Linked DNA regions of Homo sapiens: region 2 is linked to region 1. The links are chromatin loops, found by intact Hi-C in ENCODE. Cell type or tissue: CD4-positive, alpha-beta T cell. All regions are shown on one strand. Each heading gives the region's core, and the rest is flanking DNA. Links, peaks and the distances in the headings are about the cores only. Region 1 overlaps LINC02975 (long intergenic non-protein coding RNA 2975). Region 2 overlaps LOC107987038 (a long non-coding RNA gene).

What was found. A loop is a pair of places that touch in the nucleus more often than their neighbours do. Peaks named below come from ENCODE experiments on the same cell type or tissue, not always from the same donor. Only the 100,000 strongest peaks of a DNase experiment are listed, where the experiment ranks them.
Region 2: it touches region 1 in a loop (1.9-fold over the local background); 2 of 110 quality-filtered maps call a loop at or near these places.

What each region holds. Positions count from the first base shown.
Region 1 is chr9:129,284,320-129,289,675 of GRCh38, reverse strand. It overlaps LINC02975 (long intergenic non-protein coding RNA 2975), which reads right to left. Exons shown (of 3, transcript NR_121587.1): 3 at 3,957-4,166. Among named protein-coding and RNA genes, the nearest start is that of LINC02975, 4.6 kb to the right of the region's middle. RefSeq lists enhancers at 1,099-2,081, 3,023-3,996, 3,997-4,970. In CD4-positive, alpha-beta T cell, for the core only: no CTCF peak of the experiment used is centred there; no DNase peak of the experiment used is centred there.
Region 2 is chr9:129,365,450-129,370,778 of GRCh38, reverse strand. LOC107987038 (a long non-coding RNA gene) reads right to left here. Exons shown (of 2, transcript XR_001746582.2): 2 at 1,917-2,030. It also overlaps the pseudogene RN7SL159P. Among named protein-coding and RNA genes, the nearest start is that of LINC01503, 31 kb to the right of the region's middle. In CD4-positive, alpha-beta T cell, for the core only: no CTCF peak of the experiment used is centred there; no DNase peak of the experiment used is centred there.

The DNA of each region.
Region 1 (5,356 bases), core at 1-5,000:
GGACTGTGTGGGAGAAAACAGAGAAATCGCCAGGTGGTGTTTGTTTTTGGGTCTCACCTGCTCAGTGCCGGCCTCACCCGCCCAGCGCCCCTGACACACCTGGCTGGAAAGGGATTCACAAGGGCAGGGGCCAGTGTCTCTTTCAACCCTCAATCGCCCAGGGCCTGGTGCTTTCTGTTGAATGAACAAATGAATGCATGGATATGTGGCAGTAAGAATGACTCTCTCAATGCAAACGGGGTTTAGATGACACAGCCCTCTGACCTCTTCTTTCAACAGATCCAGAGGGGCCCTGGGGCCCAGGCCCTGCCTAGGCACTGGGGTCGGCGCAACACAGATAAGGACTCAGCGTGCAGGAGCCTCTACCCTGGCTCAGGGGGAAGCAAACACGAGCTGAGAGACTCATGGAGAGCCCATGTCCACAGAACGTTCACAAAGGCCTCCTGGAGAAGGCAGAGCAAGAGAGGGATGCAGCGGAGGGGAGAGGGAGTTCTGTTGGCCAGCGCAGCCCAGGCCAAAGCCTGTAAGGAGGGAAAGGGCTTGGAGTATTTGCGGGTGACCACAGGGCTGGGGTAAGGCAGAAGCGAGCGTCTCGGGCAGGAGCCAGTTTATGGGGCCTTGGGAGCCTGGGGGAGTTTGAATGTTATTCCAGCACATGTGAGGGACAGTGATGACAATTTGGGAACATAGAGCCACCTTTCTGGAGCAAGGGTGGCCACTTCCCCAGCCAGGTGATGAACTTAAAATATGTGAGCCCACCCTCACCCCCACCTCTGTGCAGAGCGCAGCCCATGCCTCATCACACACACACACACACACACACACACACACACACACACACACACACACAGAGCAGCCCCGACAGCAGGCCTGCAGCCTGGAAGGCAGGTCTCAGGAGGCCAGGAGGGTAGTTTCCCCTGCCCGGCAGCTCCCTGGGGTGAGTCAGAAACCAGGGCAACCAGCAGAGATGCCACGGGCACCTCGGACACAGGGCCAGGTTCCCCCAGGGAAAGCAGGACCGTAACCTGTTCCCAATCACCTCCAACCCCAGCGTATCTCAGTCGTTAGCACTTTGTGGGGCCTTGGGGTGTCTGAATTCATTCAGCCCCCTCTTTAGAGATGGCAAAATTGAGGGCCAGAGAAAGTGATTTTTCCAAAGTCACAGATCTGAGAAACGGTAGGGGCTGGATTCGAACTCCTGCCGCATCTACCTGCCCAGTCTGTGCCGCTCACCAGTACCCAGCCCCTCCCTGCCCCATCTGGAATTTAAATTCAGTAGAGCCTCGTTCATTCAAAGCCTCCTTAATTCAGAATTCCTGAGCAGGGGAGTTCTCCTGTGCACCAAACGTGGATGGGAACCTGGGGTCTACTGAATAAATGAACTGCATAACCAAGATTGATGACAGGGTGGCTGGCTCAAAAACTTCAGGGGCGCACACGAGTGTCCACACGGTACATGCGCCGTTCTCAAAGAACCTTCTTTAAAGCAGCCTCGGAGGCCCTGGTCCACGCCATGGGGGAGGTGCTGGGGCCAGCAGCACCCGAGCTGACTGGAGAGAGCCCGGTGTCCGGTTCCCAGCTGTGCGACCCGAGGCCAGGTCTGCCCCTCTCTGAATCTCGGTGAGAATGCCTTCCCCGTGGAGCTGTTGTGTATGAGAACAGTGTGAGGCCGGGTACACAGTTGGTGCTCAGTAAGTCACAGCTGTTTTACAATAATTAAAAAGCATCTCTTGGATCAAACAGCCTGCATCTCAGTCTTCTTCTAATTTGCATTGGTCTTCGCAGAAATTAAGGTGCACTCTGTTCCCGACGATTCCATCTGGCTGGGCTGAGGTGGAGTCCCCTCGATTCCCCAGTGAGGGCTGGGAACCCATCACTCGCTCCAGCAACAGGTATTTATTTATCCAGCGTGTGCTTCATGTCAGGTTCCCTGCTGAGGGCCAGGCACGCATACAGCAGTGGCCTAGACAGACAAGGTCCCCGCCCTCAGCAGCTCTCGGCCTAGCTATTGAGCTTGCCTGACAAGGGGCAAAGAGGGTAGGAGGAGGTGGAGTTGTCAGATTAAATTCAAGATGCTGAGTGTCATTTGAATTTGAGATAATAAAAAAAAATGTTTACTATGTGTATTCCATTCCATATTTGGGATACATTTATACTCACAAGTTATTTGGTACTTATCTGACATTCATATTTAACTGAGTGTGCTTTATTTTATTTTATTTTATTTTATTTTATTTTATTTTATTTTATTTTATTTTATTTTATTATTTTTGGGATACAGTCTCACTCTTTCGCCCAGGCTAGAGTGCGGTGGCGCGATCTCAGCTCACTACAACCTCTGCCTCCCGGGTTCAAGCGATTCTCCTGCCTCAGCCTCCTGAGTAGCTGGGATTACAGGCACATGCCACCATGCCTGGCTAATTTTTGTATTTTTAGTAGAGATGGGGTTTCGCCATGTTGGCCAGGTTAGTCTCGAACTCCTGACCTCAGGGGATCCGCCCACCTCGGCCTCCCAAAGTGTTGGGATTACAGGCCTGAGCCACCGCGCCCAGTCTTTCTTTTATTTTTATTTCTAGATCTTCCAGTGTTTATCCAGCACCTTCTGCAGGAGTCCTTCTACTGAACCACCAGACCCTGTGGGCTCAGGGACAAACACAGGAACAAGCCCACAGGATAATCACACAGGGTGGTCCTGGGAGGGCCTTTGACAAGGTGACTTTGAGCTCAGACCTGATGTGTGTAGAGGAAGAAAAAAGGCATCACTCCATGAGAGAGAAGGAGAGGGATAGGAGACCCGGGTGAGGCAAGGCAGAGAGCTAGTGGCTGCAAAAGAGACAACACTGACCAGGAGGGGAGGGAATGGAGGGCTTTGTGGAGGAGGTAGAATTGAGCCAGGCCCTGAAGGAGGAGCTGGACAGAGAGGAGGTGGTGCAGAGGAACCCTGATTTGGGAGGAGGTAAGCCAGGTGGTAGGCCCCTGAGATACCCATTCTCCAGACACCATCTCTTACAAGGGCCTTTGGTACCCGAGAAAATGCACATGATAAACTGTCAAGCGAAAAATACAAGATACGAAACAGACAGCAGCTGTGGCGTTGCGAGGGGTTGAACTAGACCATCCGACCTAGCATGTAGTAGGCGCTCAATAAACAGGAGATCGATGGAATCATGCTTTTCCGATTTGCAGACAAATGGGGGGATCAGAGGCACCGCCAAGGTGTTCTTCCTTGTTTTGTGGGTATTTTACTAAATGAAACAATGAACGAATTGCTTGAATAGACGTGAGGTTACCGTGACTCCATCCAGAAACCACTTGGTCCAGACTTTGAAGGCAATAAAACAGCAGGAAAAGACAGGCCCTGCCTCCCGGTCCCTGACAGGCGCCGTCACTCTTGAGCCTGTGGTAGGGAGTGCATTTTCAAGTCGCCCGCTGCCTCCCGAGCCTGCCTGCCGGGTCTGCAAGCCTCCAGCCAAGCAGGAGGGATCAGCTCTGCAGCTTCCGACACCCCAGCCCATGTCCTCTCAGCCCACTGGGCCCAAGGCGGGTGTAAAATCCTGGCTCACCAAGCAGAGACTCTGGGAAGAGGCCCAGTGGCCTCCCAGACAGACCAGAGGTCCTGCTCACTGGTGTCCTCCTGTGCGTCCTTGGCAAGTGGCTTCCCCTCTCTGAGCCTTGGTATCCTTGTCTATAAAATGGGGATGGGCATGGGCGTGGTGGCTCACGCCTGTAATCCCAACACTTTGGGAGGCCGAGGCAGGCGGATCACCTGAGGTCAGGAGTTCAAGACCAGTCTGGCCAACGTGGTGAAACCCCGTCTGTACTAAACACACACAAAAATTAGCCAGGCGTGGTGATGGGTGCCTGTAATCCCAGCTACTCAGGAGGTTGAGGCAGGAGAATCACTTGAACCGGGGAGGCGGAGGTTGTAGTGAGCTGAGATTGTGCCACCGCACTCCAGCCTGGGCAACAACAGAGCGAGACTCTGTCTCAAAAAATAAAAATAAAAAATAAAACAGGGATGGATTCTAGTGACGTCATCCTTCATTCATTCACAAAGGTTTGGAGAGAATCTGTTCCCTGCTGGGTGCCACGCTGGGAGTGTGAGGCTCCAGAGGGAAGTTCTTGGACCCCTGGCTGATGCTTTCACATGATCACAGGGGCACATTCTGTAAGATAAATACACAGGGGGTTGTGGCGAGCCCTCAGTGCCTGGAAAGGAAGAGAAAATACAAGGCCTCTTGCATTACTACCTGTGAGCAGAGGGTACCTGGCTCCCAGGTCCCTCCTGATGAAAAGGACCCCAACCTAGACAGACGTCTGTCATGCTTAGAAGGCCCTTCTCAGTCCCTCCAGCTTCTAAGACATTTTATTACTAATAATCACATGCAGGTGATGTTTAACGAGCACTCGCCATGCGTCAGCCTCTGCGCTTCAAGGGGTCCACGTGCACAGACCGTGGCTGGCCCTGCAACTCCAGGTGCAGCAGACACAGCCTCTCTCAGCCCAGCCAGAACCAGGTGCTGGCGACTCCTGGGACCTCTTCCAAGGGGAGGTGGGTTTGGGACACAGGCTGGAGACCAGAGCGGGCCAGGCCCCTTCCCACCATGTCCCCACCCCATAAGACCACCAGTGCCCCTCAGGATACCCAGCCCTGTCCCTTCCCTTTACAGAAAGAGAAGGTGAGTCCCCTAAAGGAGACTCGTGCTCCAGTGCTCTTCCTGAACTCCTCCGGCCACCCTCAGGCCACCCCCTGCCCTCAGACCACCCCCTTCCCTCTTCTCTGCAGTTACCCATCCTGATGCCCACCTGCCAAGCCCAGCAAAGGCCCTCCACAGTCAGCCCAAGATGCTGCCAGACCCAGGACCCGGGGCAGGTGTGCACGGAGCAGGTGTGGATGTGGAGGAAGAGGTGCCCAAAGCTCTGCTCTGAGGCCAGACCTGAGACCTGGGTGCCCAGAGCCTCTCTAGGTCCACCCAGGGGTGCTGGGCCCATGGGAGCAAAGGCTGAGTACTGCGGCCTCCCACCACCCCCCTGCCCCACCTCCACCCTGAAGTGTCCTGTTTAGCGGAATATCAGGTGTCATTGTGTGCCCTGGGGTGCTGACGGGGAGGGGATCACCTGGCCACAGGAGACCCCTGAAGCCTGGGGGAGGGGTCTGCTTCAGCTCCAGTGAGGGCGGGATTCCTGGGGTGAACTCGTGACCTTAAGCATGACCTTGAGCATGACCTTAAGCATGACCTTGAGCGTGACTTTGAGTTGTTGCTCCTTTCAACGCCACACGCACGCCTGATTCCTGGGCCCTTTTCTCTCCCCCAGTCCCTTCCTGCCACACACACTCCTATTTCTCCACATCTTT
Region 2 (5,329 bases), core at 330-5,329, 81 kb before region 1:
TGTAATTATCATCTCTTCAAGAGGACGAAGGAAAATATTTGTCAACCAAAACTGTCTTTCAGCTCAACTGTCTTTCAAGGGCAAGGGCAAAATAAAGACATTTCAGACAAAGACTGAGGAACTTTACCACTCACAGCTCTTTGCTGAAAGAGCTAGTAAAAGATGACCTAAGGAAGAAGGGAATCAAGCCCTGTACCAAGCACATTCTGCAAGAAGCAATGAATGGAGATATGGAAACATGGGTAAAATCTAAATAAGAGCTGGCCGTAAAATCAACAATCATAATTACCAGTGGTGGATTAAAACAAGGTGGAACTGCCGGGCACAGTAGCACATGCCTGTAGTCCCAGCTCCTCAGGAGGCGGAGCAGGAGGATCATTTGAGGCCAGGAGCTCTGGGCTGAAGTTGACTATGCCAGTTGGGTGCTGGTGCTAAGCTCTGCATCAATATGACGACCTGCCAGGAGGCCACCAGGTTACCCAAAGAGGGGTGAACTGGCCCAGGTTGGAAACAGAGCAGGTAAAAATTCCTGTGCTAATCAGTATTGGGGTGCAGCCTATGAATAGCTATTGCACTCCAGCCTGGGCAACATAGCAAGGCCCTGTTTCTAAAAAAATAAAAAATAAAGAAAAGGTGGAACTAAATATTAGGCAATCATAATATAGTGTTTGGAAGGTGTCACTGGAGTCAAATCACTCCAAGATCTTGTACTATCTAGCAGGAGGGTGAAAAATAGTGATTTTGATTATAAGTCAATTTTTTTTTTTTTAGACGGAGTTTTGCTCTGGTTGCCCAAGTTGGAGTGCAATGGTATGATCTCGACTCACTGCAACCTCCACCTCCCAGGCTCAAGCGATTCTTCTGCCTCAGGCTCCTGAGTAGCTGGGATTACAGGCATCCACCACCATGCCCGGCTAATTTTTTGTGTTTTTAGTAGAGATGGGGTTGCTCCATGTTTGTCAGGCTGGTCTTCAACTCCTGACCTCTGGCGATCTGCCTGCCTAGGCCTCCCAAAGTGCTGGGATTACAGGTGTGAGCCACTGTGCCCAGCTGAAGATTATTAAAAAATTTTATGCATGATAAAAACCTAAAGATAATCTCTAAAAGGCATAAAAGGAATGTGTAACTTTCAAACCAATAAAGGGAAAAGGTGAGAAATAAAGAAACACAATCAATCTGATAGCAAAAAAGAGGAGGGAGGGAGAGGGGAAAGCTGTGGGTGTTTTGTATGTTGATTTTACAACTGGCTACTTTGGTAGAATGCTTTCATTATTTAATAGTTTTTCATTTGCTTCCCTTGGATTTTCAAGTGGACAATTATAATATCCACAAGTAAGGATAATTTGTCTCCTTTTTAGTGGCTGTCCTTTAATTTGTGTTTCTTGTCTTATTGCATTGTCCAGAACTTTCACAGCAATATAGCATTATAGAGCATATATAAAGCATCCTTGCCACGTTCAAGACATTGCTAAGAATGCTTCCAGTACTTTTTAAATTTTATGTTATTATTTATTTATTTATTTATTTTGAGACAGAGTCTCGCTCTGTCGCCCAGGCTGGAGTACAGTGGCGCAACCTTGGCTCACTGCAACCTCCGCCTACCTGGTTCAAGCAATTCTTCTGCCTCAGCCTCCCGAGTAGCTGGGACTACAGGCATGCGCCACCAAGCCCAGCTAATTTTTGTATTTTTAGTGGAGATGGGGGTCTCACTATGTTGATGATCTCTTGATCTCATGATCCGCCCGCCTCAGCCTCCCAAAGTGCTGGGATTACAGGTGTGAGCCACCGCACCCGGCTGCTTCCAGTATTTTAATGTTAAATGAGATGTTGACTCTTGGCCTGAGATAGATGTTCTTTGTCATTGAATTATTCAGGATAAGCTAGATTGTGCTGCAGTAACAAATAATGTCAAAACCTCACAGCTTGAGAGAAGTTTATTTCCTGCTCATACCAAGTCGCCTGTGGCTCCAGGCAGACAGCTGTGATGTGGTCGGCATGGTCCTTCTGCGTAGCAGGTGGTCTCATGCTTGCTGAGGCAAGGGAAGAAGAGTTGGAGACTCTCATACTGGCAATTCAATGTTTCTACCTAGAAGTGGCATGTGTTACTTCCACTCACATTTTATTGGATAAAGCAAGTCACACGGCCCTGCCTAACCCCCATGGGAAGTGTGGGCCCAGCCTGGAAGGAGGAATGGAAAGGTTGGCGAACACACAGATGTTGCCACAGTCATGGGAATCTTACACTTGGGACCCCGAAAGACCCTAAAAGTCAACTTGAGGAGTCATTAGGCCTTGGCAGTCTGATTGGTAGCAGCAGAGGCTAAAGATGAGGTGAAGTTGTGCATTCACAGGCACTGGGGGCTTCTGTTGCCGTTGGAGTCTGGCTGTGCAGTTGTTTCCTTCTTTAATTCTGGGGCGGGGGGAGGGGTGGTCTCTGAATCCTCATAATGAATTTTCCCCTTTTCTGAACTCATTTGAGTAGATTTCTCTTACTTGTGACCCAAAGAGTCTCAATCAGGGTAATTTGCGGGTATTTTATTAAGGACTTGTATCATGTTCCTAAGCAAGACTGGTCTGTAGTTTTGTGTTATCTGCCAACCTTTTAGGGTTATACTACATTCTGTTGTTGTTGTTGTTTGAGGCAGAGTCTTGCTCTGTTGCCCAGGCTGGAGTGCAGTGGTGATCTCTCAGCTCACTGCAACATCCACCTCCTGGGTTTGAGTGCCTCCGCCTCCCAAGTAGCTGGGACTACAGGCGCGCACCACCACGCCTGGCTAATTTTTGTATTTTTTTTTGTAGGGACGGGGTTTTGCCAAGTTGCCCAGGCTGGTCTCAAACTCCTGACCTCAGGTGATCCACAACCCTCAGCCTCCCAAAGTGCTGGGATTACAGGCGTGAGCCACCAACGCCCGGCCACTATATTCTTAAGATGGTTGGAGAGGCTTTCCATCTTTCCTGTGTCCCAAAACGGAGTATTTGAAAGAACTTACTAGTAAAAGTGTCAGGACCCAACACTTCCCTAGGAAGTCTAGGAAGTAGCTCTTTCTCTACCTATTCTTTTCTTTTTCTTTTTTAAAAAATTATTTAATTATTTTATTTTGAGACAGAGTCTTGCTCTGTTACCCAGGCCGTCCAGAGTGGAGTGCAGTGGTGCAATCTCAGCTCACTGCGGCCTCGACCTCCCGGGCTCAAGCAATTCTCCCACCTCAGCTTCCAGAGTAGCTGGGACTACAGGTGTGCACCATCACACCTGGCTAATTTTGTTCATTTTTTGTAGAAATGGGATCTCACTATGTTGCCCAGGTTGGTCTCGAACTCCTGGACTCAAGGGATCCTCCCACCTTGGCCTCTCAAAATATAGGGATTACAGGAATAAGCCACCAAGCCCAGCCCTACCTTTCCAATTTATCCTGCAGTAATAGGTTTTTTTGGTTTTCTCCTACTTGTGGAATCAGTTTTGGTTATATGTATTTTCTTATTAAAATATCTATTTGTTCACATTTCCACATTTATTATTCTAACTTTGCTTATTATAATTTAATTTTTAGAATTTCCTTTTTTGCCTTTATTGTCATGCATTTGTTTCTCTCTGCTTATTTTCTTTCCATCTGCTAGAAGTTTACCTAATTTATTAGACTTTCAAAACACCAAGTCATGTAATTATTTTTATTTCTAGCGTTTTTCTCTTTTCTAATATATTAGATTCTTCTTTTTATCTTTATCGATTCCTTCTTTCTCCTTTCCTTAGCTTTATTTTGTTCTTTTTTCTAATTTCTCCAGTTGAATCTTAATTTATTGACTTTCATAATTTCTTATTTAAGAAGTTCATAACACTGAGTATGAATTTCCTCCTTGTAACATTTGAGCCATTTTCCCATATGTTTGGATATGTGGTATTTGCAGTGTAACAGTTTGTCATGTAGGTTTTATTTAAAGTTATTTACGAAAGTGGTTTTTAATTTTCAAATGGTTGGCTTTTTAATTTAAACTTTTGTTAATAATTTCTAGCTTAATTGCACTGTGGTTAAAGAATGAAGCTCTCACTATATCTGCTTTGGGGGTTCTATTGAGTTTTTCTTTGTGGCCTAATATATGATCAATTTTTATAAATGTTTGATGGACTCTGGCAAAGAAATGAGTACCTTTTATTTGTAGGGTACTAAGTTCAATTATTAAATCAATCTTATTCATTATATTATTCCGATCCTACATTAATTGTTGGGGAGGTACTCTTTAAATATGTAAAAGAGGCTGGGTGCGGTGACCCACGCCTATAATCCCAGCACTTTGGGAGGCTGAGATGGGCAGATCATATGAAGAAGCCAGGAGTTCGAGACCAGCCTGGCCAACGTGGCAAAACCCATCTCCACCAAAAATACAAAAACTAGCCGGGCGTAGCGGTACACGCCTGTAGTCCCAGCTACTCAGGAGACTGAGGCAGGAGGATCCCTTGAACCCAGGAGGCAGAGGTTGCAGTGAGCTGAGATCGCACCACTGCACTCCAGCCTGGGCGACAGAGTGAGACTCTGTCTCAAAAAAAAGACTAAATATGTCAAAGACAGACATGTGTTAAAGACTCCTCCTCGCACCACAGTTTTTTCTTTGACCGTGTATGTGTGTCTAAGATATCACTCTCTCTGGTTGGAGCCAGTGCTGTGTAGGACATAAAGTATCATGACAATCAGATATTTCCTGCGGCTTGTCCCCTCTACCAATTCAAAGGACCTCGCGTCCCATCTCATGATTTTTGCCTGTGATTCTTTATCTGATATAAATATTATTACCTTTGCTTTTATTGAACTTGAATTTGCCTCATATGCCTTTGTCCAGTCTTTTGTATTTTTAACCTCTTTATGTCCTTCGGTTTTCTTTTTTTTTTTTTTCTGAGATGGAGTCTCAGTCTGTCGCCCAGGCTGGAGTGCAGTGGCATGATCTCAGCTCACTGCAACCTCCACCTCCCAGGTTCAAGCAATTCTCCGCCTCAGCCTCCCGAGTAGCTGGGATTACAGGCGCCCACCACCATGCCTGGCTAGTTTTTGTATTTTTAATAGAGACAGGGTTTTGTCGGGGATTATAGGCGTGAGCCACCGCACCTGGCCTGCCACAGTTTTCTGACATCTTCTGCAGCTCCTTTCAGAAATTACTGTTGGACGGGCATGGTGGCTCACACCTATAATCCCAGAACTTTGGGAGGCCGAGGTGGGCAGATCACTTGAGGTCAGGAGTTCAAGACCAGCCTGGTCAACGTGGTGAAACCCTGTCTCTACTAAAAATACAGCTTCCAGGTCTCTGAATGGGAGCAAATTATGGGAAAGATCCTGGGGACTTT